Regions from separate parts of the Homo sapiens genome. Here all the other regions are linked to region 2. A link is a contact called in ENCODE Hi-C or POLR2A ChIA-PET data. All regions are on one chromosome and are shown on one strand. Each heading gives the region's core, a stretch centred on a gene start or an enhancer-like site at or near the end of the contact. The rest is flanking DNA. Distances are from core to core; before and after follow the strand shown.

Evidence for each region. Hi-C counts contacts between places; a loop is a spot of excess contacts on that map. ChIA-PET counts read pairs that join two places held with the same protein, here RNA polymerase II (POLR2A). Pooled maps may share reads with other maps.
Region 1: a map with no recorded cell type shows a loop between it and region 2 (5-fold over the local background). The contact joins the promoter of SEPHS2 here to the promoter of FUS in region 2. A Hi-C loop is called at or near these places in 1 of 37 single-sample maps with no recorded cell type and 1 of 50 pooled maps.
Region 3: a loop to region 2 is called in a map of naive thymus-derived CD4-positive, alpha-beta T cell, with 18 times the contacts of the local background. The contact joins the promoter of FBRS here to the promoter of FUS in region 2. A Hi-C loop is called at or near these places in 2 of 168 maps with a recorded cell type or tissue (naive thymus-derived CD4-positive, alpha-beta T cell and posterior vena cava), 2 of 37 single-sample maps with no recorded cell type and 11 of 50 pooled maps. POLR2A ChIA-PET finds 5 or more read pairs at or near these places in 5 of 52 experiments (B cell, CD4-positive, alpha-beta T cell, activated CD4-positive, alpha-beta T cell and 2 more).

Annotation. Positions count from the first base shown.
Region 1 is chr16:30,443,924-30,447,125 of GRCh38, forward strand. SEPHS2 (selenophosphate synthetase 2) reads right to left here and starts at 1,951. Exons shown (of 1, transcript NM_012248.4): 1 at 1-1,951. The coding sequence starts at 1,804. The coding sequence ends at 458. RefSeq lists an enhancer at 1,143-2,089 and a silencer at 1,416-1,535.
Region 2 is chr16:31,178,874-31,181,794 of GRCh38, forward strand. FUS (FUS RNA binding protein) reads left to right here and starts at 1,266. Exons shown (of 15, transcript NM_004960.4): 1 at 1,266-1,354. The coding sequence starts at 1,342. RefSeq lists enhancers at 152-211, 503-1,263, 722-791, 1,264-2,025, 2,026-2,786 and 4 more and silencers at 952-1,021, 1,662-1,811, 1,932-1,981.
Region 3 is chr16:30,657,155-30,660,144 of GRCh38, forward strand. FBRS (fibrosin) reads left to right here and starts at 1,277. Exons shown (of 18, transcript NM_001105079.3): 1 at 1,277-2,823. The coding sequence starts at 2,365. RefSeq lists silencers at 693-952, 983-1,062, 1,113-1,292, 2,113-2,342, 2,413-2,462 and an enhancer at 1,543-1,992.

The DNA.
Region 1 (3,202 bases), core at 701-3,200, 730 kb before region 2:
ATGTTGCATTATAAGATCTCTCTTAACAATTTAGATTTATCAACAATATTGGTCCAAAACTCATTTGCTTCTAATTTTTTTCATTTTGCAATTTACTTTGTGTGTGTGTTACTTTAATAATCTCACTCCCTGTGCAGAAATTAATCAACCCCGTGCAAAGAAAAATCCCTCAACCTGGAATAGCTTCATCTTACTTTGGCAAGAGAAAACAGAGGTATTTTTGCTCCTCTTCTACCCAAGTGATGAACAAATATCCCCCCAAAGTTCAAAATGTTACTCTGGCCTCGGAATGCATATAAAGACTGCTTTAGATGGGCTGATTCCAATCACCTAGAAAGGGCAGCCGGAACCACTATGCAGGCAGCCTTCTTTGGAAATTTCTTACAATCAACTCTTGAGAACCATCCGTGATTGTGGACAATGGCTCTAAGGTCCAAACAACTTCTGTTCTTTCATCTCACGAGCTAGGCTCAGAGGAGGCATTTGAACTGTCAGGAGCAAGAACAGCAGCTGTGGCCCCACGAGGCAGGACTTCAATAACTCGCGGCTTGTCAATGATCCGGGCCGTTCGGTTTCCCTTTTCCACAATGCCAACGATCCACGCTTGGTGACCCTCTCCGTACTTGGAGGATTTGATTTCAGAACAAAAGCGAGCCGCCTGTTCTCTTGGCAGACAAATCAGTAATCCCCCAGAGGTTTCAGCTGAGGTTCCTTGAAGAAGCCCAAACCGTCCACTGGCCTTGCTGACGGCAGCCATCTTGGCAATTATTGGCAGATTATGAATAACAAAGGACACTTCATTTCTTTGTTGTTTTGCAAGGTTCTGGGAGTGTCCTAGAATGCCAAAGCCTGTGATATCTGTGGCCGCATGGGCATTAAATGTGTGCATTAAACCTGCAGCAGTTCTGTTGAGGGTAGCCATATTGAACATGGCTTCCTGATAGGCCAGCTCCACCTCTTCTCTGGAGACCACCATCTTTACTTTATTCCATCTTTCAGGATTATCCAGCCATTGGTGGGCATTGACAGCAACCTGGGTTCCTAACGGTTTGGTTAACACCAGCACGTCCCCAACGACGGCGCTGTCCGGCATTATGAACTCATTTGGTTGGCATACTACAGTGGCAACTCCACCGATTATAATCCAAGGGTTGACCACCGTTTGCCCACCGGTCACTGCCGTCCCTCCTTCCTCAGCCGCATCCCGAAAGCCTTTGACCATGAGTGGCGTTACCTTTTCGCGTTCCTCCTCACTCATACTCTGGCTGACGCTGAGTAACATCAACATGTTGTCACACTCAGTAATCCCCATGGCGTAGAGGTCACTCAGCACGTTGGCACAAGCTATGCGCCCCATCATGTAGGGATCTTCTACCAAGGGGTAAAAGAAGTCCGTGGTCTGCACCAGTGACAGGCCCCCGTGCCTCAGGGGGATGACGCAGGAGTCCATCCCGATGCCCAGGGCTGGAAAGGTGGGGCTGGGGCCCGCTCCTGCCGGCAGGCCGGCTTCCTGGGACGCCTCTTCCTGGCCACCCACCAGGCCCCGGCCCAGCGGGGGCCGCACGTCCGGCCGCGTCAGTCCCGCCAGGAGTTTGAGCAGCGCCTCCTGCGGGACCTTGCAGCCTCAGCCCTTCATGCCGGAGAAGCCCGTCAGCCGCCAGCTCGGGCTGAGGCCCAACGCCTGGGGCTCGAAGGGCCGGTAGTTCGAGAAGCTCCGGCCCAGAGTCAAGCCCGCCGGGCCCGAGGAGCCTTCCGCCGCTGCCATCGCCTCTCCGCAGGCGCCCGTCGCCGAGGCTTCCGCCATGGCGCCTGCCCGGCAGGGAAGCGAGAGGAGAAGAGGGCCCTTTTATTTTCCACTCAGATTAATATGAAGCAAAAGTCAAATATTACCTGCAGGGATTCTCCCTAGCGCTACTCAAGCCGTCAGACCCACGGCATGCACAATCTTCCTGATAGAGGAGCCGCCGGACTCCCTTATTTATAGCCCTGGCGATTGACAGCCGCAACATCCAATGACGACTCCGCCACCGAGAGGCGGGCTTCCTAGACTCTAAAAGGTGCAACAACCTCCGGCTTGCAAAACCGCTTGCAACGGGATTGCAGAACGTCACGTGCTTTCCTTCGCTCTCTTAGTAATTTAAATGGTTTCTTGGCAGTGGCTGACGGAACTCTGCTCCCTTCCAGTCACTTTTCCAAGTCCAGCAAATTGTAGACGAGGGAAGATTGGTCACTCGGCAAACCTCATGATCGGCAGGATTGTCCCAAAGGTCACTTGACAGCGCACATGATCGATCCAGGATGGCAAAATAGCCCAAGGGAAAAAACAGAAAGCATGAGAAATTAGAAATTAAACTACTACCATTAAGTTAGCAAACTGCAGGCAGCATCAATATAATGAAATGTTAACAGGAACTTCAAGAACTCTAGGACTCAGGAGGTCGAGGCTGCAGTGAGCTGCGTCCGCGCCACTGCACTCTAGTCTGGGCGACAGAGCAAGAACCTGTCTCTAAAACAAACAACAATAACAAACAAACAAACACCCCCCCCACACACACAGACACACACAAAAAGAGAGATTTAGGACTGGAAGTCCAGACACCTGCATGGATTCTAATGGTGTTTCCCACCAGCTTTGTGTGGAGTCACTCTCCGCGTCGGTTGACTCATCCATCTGTGGAACAGAGTGGGTTACATAGGACTGGTCTATTCTAAAATTCCTATATCTCTGTAAATAAATATATATATATATCTTATATAGCCATGAAGGGCAGTTTGCCAATATCTATTAAAAACTCCACCTCCCAGGTTCAAGTGATTCTCCTGCTTCAGCCTCCTGAATAGCTGGGATTACAGGTGTGCGCCACCACACCCGGCTTATTTTTGCGTTTTTAGTACAGACGGGATTTCACCACGTTGGCCAGGCTGGTCTCAAACTCCTGACCTCAAGTGATCTGCTGGCCTCGGCCTCCCAAAGTGCTGGGATTACAGGCATAAGCCACCACACCCAGCCAATAAAAACTTTTTTAAAAGACAAGAAAATGAATAGAAGACTCAGCATAGGGGCTATGTCTAGGGAGGGCTACATAGGGAGCTTCTGGGCTATGTTTAATTCTGTTCATTGGGCTGGTGGTGGGTACGTGGTACATGGTTGTTCTTTAAACTGTACATAGATATTTTCGGGGCCGGGCACAGTGGCTCACAC
Region 2 (2,921 bases), core at 16-2,515:
GACGTGTCCAACCCTCAAAGGACCTTCTGAAATCCCGCTGAAAGGTTAAGTTGGGAAGGAAAACCTGCATGCCTATGTATCAGGAATTAACGTCTTTTGTCTTGTTTTATTCAGTAGTTTCAAATTGCCTTCTCCAGGCAAGGCTGATGAAAGTGCAAGTTGCAAGTTAATTTGAATGTTTCTTTTTGCTTTTGCTCTCACAGGAAGTGAAAAGGCGACCAAACACTCTAGCATTCATGCCACCAAAAAGAGGAGTGTTTTGCAGTTACAAGACCTGGATTCGAATCACGACTCCTCTTAGCTGCCCTGTAATCAGGCACAATTACTTGGGTCTCTGAGTCTCACTTTCCTTATCTAGAAAACGGAGGTATCTTTACTTCCTTCGTAAGACTGATGACAAGGAAATTATCTGTGCATTTTGAAACCACTTAAGCCTTGTACACGTTTTATTTCTGGGATCGCCCTGGTAGGGCTTCAGAAAAATAAAAAGGAGGTCCCTGAGAAAAGGCTGGGTACCGTACATCTGAGGTCAACCCTCTCTGGTCCCAAGGATGGCCTGGGCTGTTCCGCCCCGTGGCTCCCCAGGGGCAAAGCCATGAGGATCCGGGTGAGAGCCCAGTGCTGGACGAGCCCGGGGCCCAGGGGTCCCGGCCGAAATCCCTGCTGTCTTTCAGGTCAAACGTCATAATCCCCGAACCCCAGAAAGGCCGAAAGGCAAGGCAACCCTGAAAGACGACGAAGTCAACCTCAGGGCGCAGGAGAGGGAGGGCCAGTGTGCTGCCGACGAGGGAGGCTGGAGCCGCGGGGACGAGGCGCCCCATACAGCGGCAAGAGGGTGGAGGGCAGGAGCTCGCCATCCTGGGTGAAAGCGGGGCCCAGCGAAGGGGCCCGGCCACAGGAATCTCGGTTCCACCCCGCTACTCCCGGCTGTGACTCCAGTTTCGTCCCCAGCCGCCGGGACCGCCCCCTCGCCCCGCCCCCAGCGGGCACTCAGGCCGTACCACTGTGCCTTCATGGGGGTGGAGATAGATCGTGGGCTAGTCCTGCCGAGGAGAGAGGGGTTCTTCCTCAAAAAATATGATTATGTATAGTATTCGCATGATTCTAGTTAACTTGTTTCCCTTCTGCCTGCTCGGACCCTCTACCTGCCCTACGAAGGGGGCGGAGTGCGTTCCTGCCTCCCCCTGCTCTTCCGCGTTTGGTGCGCGCCTGCGCGGTGCGTAGGCGGCGGAGCGTACTTAAGCTTCGACGCAGGAGGCGGGGCTGCTCAGTCCTCCAGGCGTCGGTACTCAGCGGTGTTGGAACTTCGTTGCTTGCTTGCCTGTGCGCGCGTGCGCGGACATGGCCTCAAACGGTAGGTAAGGGCGCGAGGCGACGGCGGCGGCGCACCCGGCCGAGGCCTCCCAGCTGGGCTTTTCGTTTTCAGTGGGACCGGGGCGGCGATCCCGTGTGGGATTTTTTGGCGCCCCTGTGGCGGGAAGCCGCGGAGAAGAGTAACTGGAGGAGGCTGGTGTCGCCATTTTGTTTCGCTCCTCTGGCCCTCGCGCGCGGGGCGGGAAGTCTTTTCTTTGCAGTCCGTTTGCTTGGGGTGGGCGTTGGGAGGGACGCTTCTTAGGGGTTTGAAGCGTCAGGTGAGGGTGGAAAACGCCCATTCTCCGTGGCCTCGCCTCCCCCAACTCCCGGCCCCGCGCTCGAGCCCGCTTTGTCGCAGTGCTGCATCCGGGCACTCGCGGCGCGCACGCGCTCTGCGGGCCCCTCCCCCTTCGCGGCGCGGGTACCCCTTCCCCGCCTCGTGTTGGTTCAGCTTTCTGTCGCGAGACCCTTCGCGGAAGACTCGGCGGCGCGCGTCCGGTGTGAGCCTTGTCCCTCAGTGGTCCTTCGCGAATGGGCGGGATCGCTCCGTTCCCGCCTGGGTTGCCACGCGGCTGGGGGCGGAGGCTCGGGATCGGGGCCGCCCTCTAGCTTAACGGTTTGGCGGCGGTGGTCAGGGTTCGACCAACGGACTTGGGGACGGCCCGAGAGTTTTTCCCGCCTAAATTTCTTTCTTTTTTTTTTTGGAGACACGGTCTTCCTCTGTCGCCCAGGCTGGAGTGCAGTGGTGCGATCTCAGATCACTGCAACGTCCACCTCCTGGGTTCAAGTGATTCTTCTGCCTCAGCCTCCTGAGTAGTTGGGATTATAGGCGCCCGCCACCACAGCCCGGCTAATTTTTGTGTTTCTTAGTAGGGGCGGGGTTTCACCATGTTGGTCAGGCTGGTCTCGAACTGCTGACCTCAGGTGATCCGCCCGCCTGGGCCTCCCGAAGTGTCGGGATTACAGACGTAAGCCAACCACGCCTGGTCTAAATTTCTTTTTTCTGAGATAGGGACGGAGAAGAACGGCCGCCCGAGGCCACACCCTCTCCTGGTCCTCTTTCCCTTTTCCTGCGGGGGAAGCGCCGCGTTTCCTGTGCTGGGAGGATGAGTTGATCTTGTTCGTGTATCTTAAGTGGGGCTTTTCAAAAGCGCTTTTGTTGCTTTTTGTTCGCTGGGGGAAGGCAGGGTAGGTGAGAAAACGGAACCATCTGGAGTCCCAGGGCTGGGGACTCGAGTACCTGTTGACTTTCGCCTCCTAAGGCGAGCAGTTGCATGATCTCTGTCATTTGGGGTCCAAGGGCTCTTTTGATTCTCTGGCTTTGCACTAAAAAGCCCACTTCATCTCCGGGATTGGTCAAAGAGTGAAGAATGGCCTTTTTTGAGACTTTCTTATTCTGTGGGTCTGGGCTGAGAGAGCAGAGGCCACAATCTGAACACTGTTCGAATTCAAACCTGTGCCACTTTGGTAGTTCTGCGACGTTGGGAGAGTTAGTCTCTTGACTCCTGGCGATAATGGCTTTCTCATAGAGTGGATGAAACGAATGCGCGATGTTTTAGAGCAATCAC
Region 3 (2,990 bases), core at 27-2,526, 520 kb before region 2:
TTTGGGAGGCCGAGGCAGGTGGATCACAGGAGCCTAGGAGTTCGAGACCAGCTTGGCCAACATGGTGAAACCCCGTCTCCACTAAAAATACAAATATTAGCTGGGTGTCTTGGTGTGTACCTGTAATCCCAGCTACTCAGGAGGCTGAGCCAGGAGAATTCACTTGAACCCGAGAGGCAGAGGTTGTAATGAGCTGAGATCGCACCACTGCACTCCAGCTTAGGGAACACAGCCAGACTCTGTCCCCCCCAAAAAAACAAAACAAAACAAAGAGCTAAGAGTAATGGGCCATAATGAAGCACTCACGACGACTGTCATAGGTGCTTGACCTGCACATGTCCCTGCGACAGGGAATTAGTCATTTTATGGACGAGAAAGCAAGGCAGGCATGTCAGCGCGCTGTCCACTTTTAAAACGGTAACCCGGGCAACCGAAGGCCAGAAATGGCTGTCTCTTTTTTTTTAAGCCAGTCACATTGAGCAGTGGGGTGCATCTTTCATAACTGAGAGGCATCACAGGGCAGTGGCTGACATAGACGTGGCTAGGAGACTACCAGCCCGTCTGTGCGCGCATTCCTTTCCGTCCCAGTAAAATGGGGCTGACAGCATCTCCTTCATGGAATTATTACCAAACGCAGTCACAAACGCGGAGAAGCGCTCATGCAGGTGCAAGGCGTTTTCGAATTGCTAGCACTCGGGACCGCTGCCAGCAGCCGCGCCTGGAAGGGACGCGGCTGCCTGTTAGTGCGGCCGGCGCAGGCGCAGGCACAGCACGCGGCCGCTCGGGCCACCCCGGGCCGCGGAACGACTCGCAAGCAGCCAGCCTGACGGCGGCGCCGCCACGCGCGTGCGCGAGACGCCAGGCTGTCTGTGGGCCGCGCCGAGCGGCGGAAAGGCGGCGATGACTTAACTGGCTGTGGAACGGAACCTCTTGCAGCCGCGCGCCCCCCGGCGGCCAACCGCCCCCAACGCCTCAGGCCCCGCGTCTCCGCCCCTCGCCTCGACGCCATCAGGAGACCGGCCAATAAACAAACAGCAGGAAGAGGCGGGGCCCTGTAGTAACCGCCCCAAACACCTACTTCTAACCAGTCGAGTCACAAGACTGGGGGGAAGGGCGGAGCCAATCCGACGTAACCCAATCCAAGATTTGAGGGCGGTTACATGCACCCACTCCCTCGGGTTTGGCTCCGCCCCTCACCTTGACGTAGCCCTCCCAGCCTATCAACGACTGCGCCCGTTGGGGGTGAGGGGAAGGGGGCGGAGCGTGGGAGGAGGCCGAGAGAGGAAGGAGGCGTAGGCTGAGGAGGAAGAGGGAGGAGGGGTAGGGAAGTCCTGGCGGAGAAGCGCCCTAAGACTCCAAAGGAGACAACAGGAGTTTGTGCTGGAGCTCCCCCGCTGCCCATCGGCCGTTCCGGATCCCCTAAGGCCCAAGTCGGACAGAGACGGAGGAAAGGAGGAAGAGACTTTTATGTCGGCGGACAGGGGAGCTGTACCCGTCACCGTTGCCTCACATCCGGGGCTTTGGAGGGCTGGCCTCGCTGCCCCGCCCCGCCTCGCGCCTTTCATGGCGACCGGAGGCGGAGGCTGGAGGAGCTGGGCCCGGAGGAGGCCCCTTTAAATCTCCTTAAAGGGGTGGCCACTGAACTCGGCGGACTGCAACGCCAGCCTTAAAGGGGAAGCCGCCGAGCAGACGCTGACAAATTGAGAACTGTGCCGTTGGGAGAACTGGGGCGAGTGGGGTTTTTCTTTACGTCCTCCTCCCCCACACACAAGAAGTCTTTTAAATTCAACTTAAAGGGGAAGTGGCCGCTTGTGGAGGACTAGAAACTAACTCCGAGCCCTTAAAGGGACGGCCTGCTGTTAGAAGGACCCTGGACTCCTTAAAGGGGTGGCCTCTTTGAGCCGGAGGACTTGAGACACTTTTAAAGGGGAGGTCTGCGTTTCGGGGCGAGCTTTCGGCCCCTTTTAAAGGGGTGGCCCTTCCTCTTCCTCGGGGAGACTTGCATCGACCCCTGGCAGGGGGTGGCCACCGCACTAGGCCGCCGGACACTGTCGGGTCGTCTTAAAGGGGCCGGGAGCTGGACAACTTGGGGCCTCGCCTTAAAGGGACGGCCGCCCCGTTTTCGCCGTCGCGGCCCCGCCGAGCCCGCAGGGGGGGCCCTCGGGCTTGTCGCCCCGGGGGCGGCGCCGGCTCCCCGGGCCGTGGCCTTGGGGCAAGCTCGGGGCCAGCAGATCCGGCTTTAAAGGAGAAGCCGTGGCCCTCTCGTCACTGTGCAGCCGCCAGCGCCGCGCCTGCGACCCCGGGCCTGCGGACAGGCCGCTTCGGGCCCCGCCGCCTCCGGATGCGGCGCTGAGGGCGGTCGCCATGGAGACGGCAGCGGCCGCGGCCCCGGGTCCGGGCTGGGCAGCAGAGGGGGAGCGCCGACGGCGGCGCTGCTCGCGCCGAGACCGAGACCGGGAGCAGCGGCGCCGCCGAGGTCCAGGCGGCGACGCGCCCCGGGCCCTGTTGGCCGCCCCGCGCGGCTCCTCGTCCTCGTCGTCGCCGCCGCCGCCCGCCAGGCCTTGGTCGTCAGCTTCGTCTGGAGAGCGGCCTGGGGGCCCGAGACGCCGGCGGCCCCGTCCGAGACCTCGACCCCCGCGACCCCGAGCTCGGAAGCGGCCTGCCGGCTCGGGCAGCCGCGGGGAGGAAGAGGAGGAGGAGGAGGAGGAGGGGGGCGCAGACGACGGCGAAGCCGAGGAGGAGCCTGAGGAGGAGGAAGAGGAGGAGGAGGACTTGATCGATGGCTTCGCCATCGCCAGCTTCGCCACCCTCGAGGCCTTGCAGGTGGGGCCTAATGGGGCTAGGAGACTTTGGGGGTTTCCGAGGGGCAGCAAGGAGGGGGCAGTGCCCCTAGTGGGTGGAGTTGAGGGGGGAATGCTGGCACCCCAAACCAGAGCAACCGGCTCCTCTGGCCAGGCCTCTGCCCCGCCCTGGGGTGGGAGGAGGTAGAG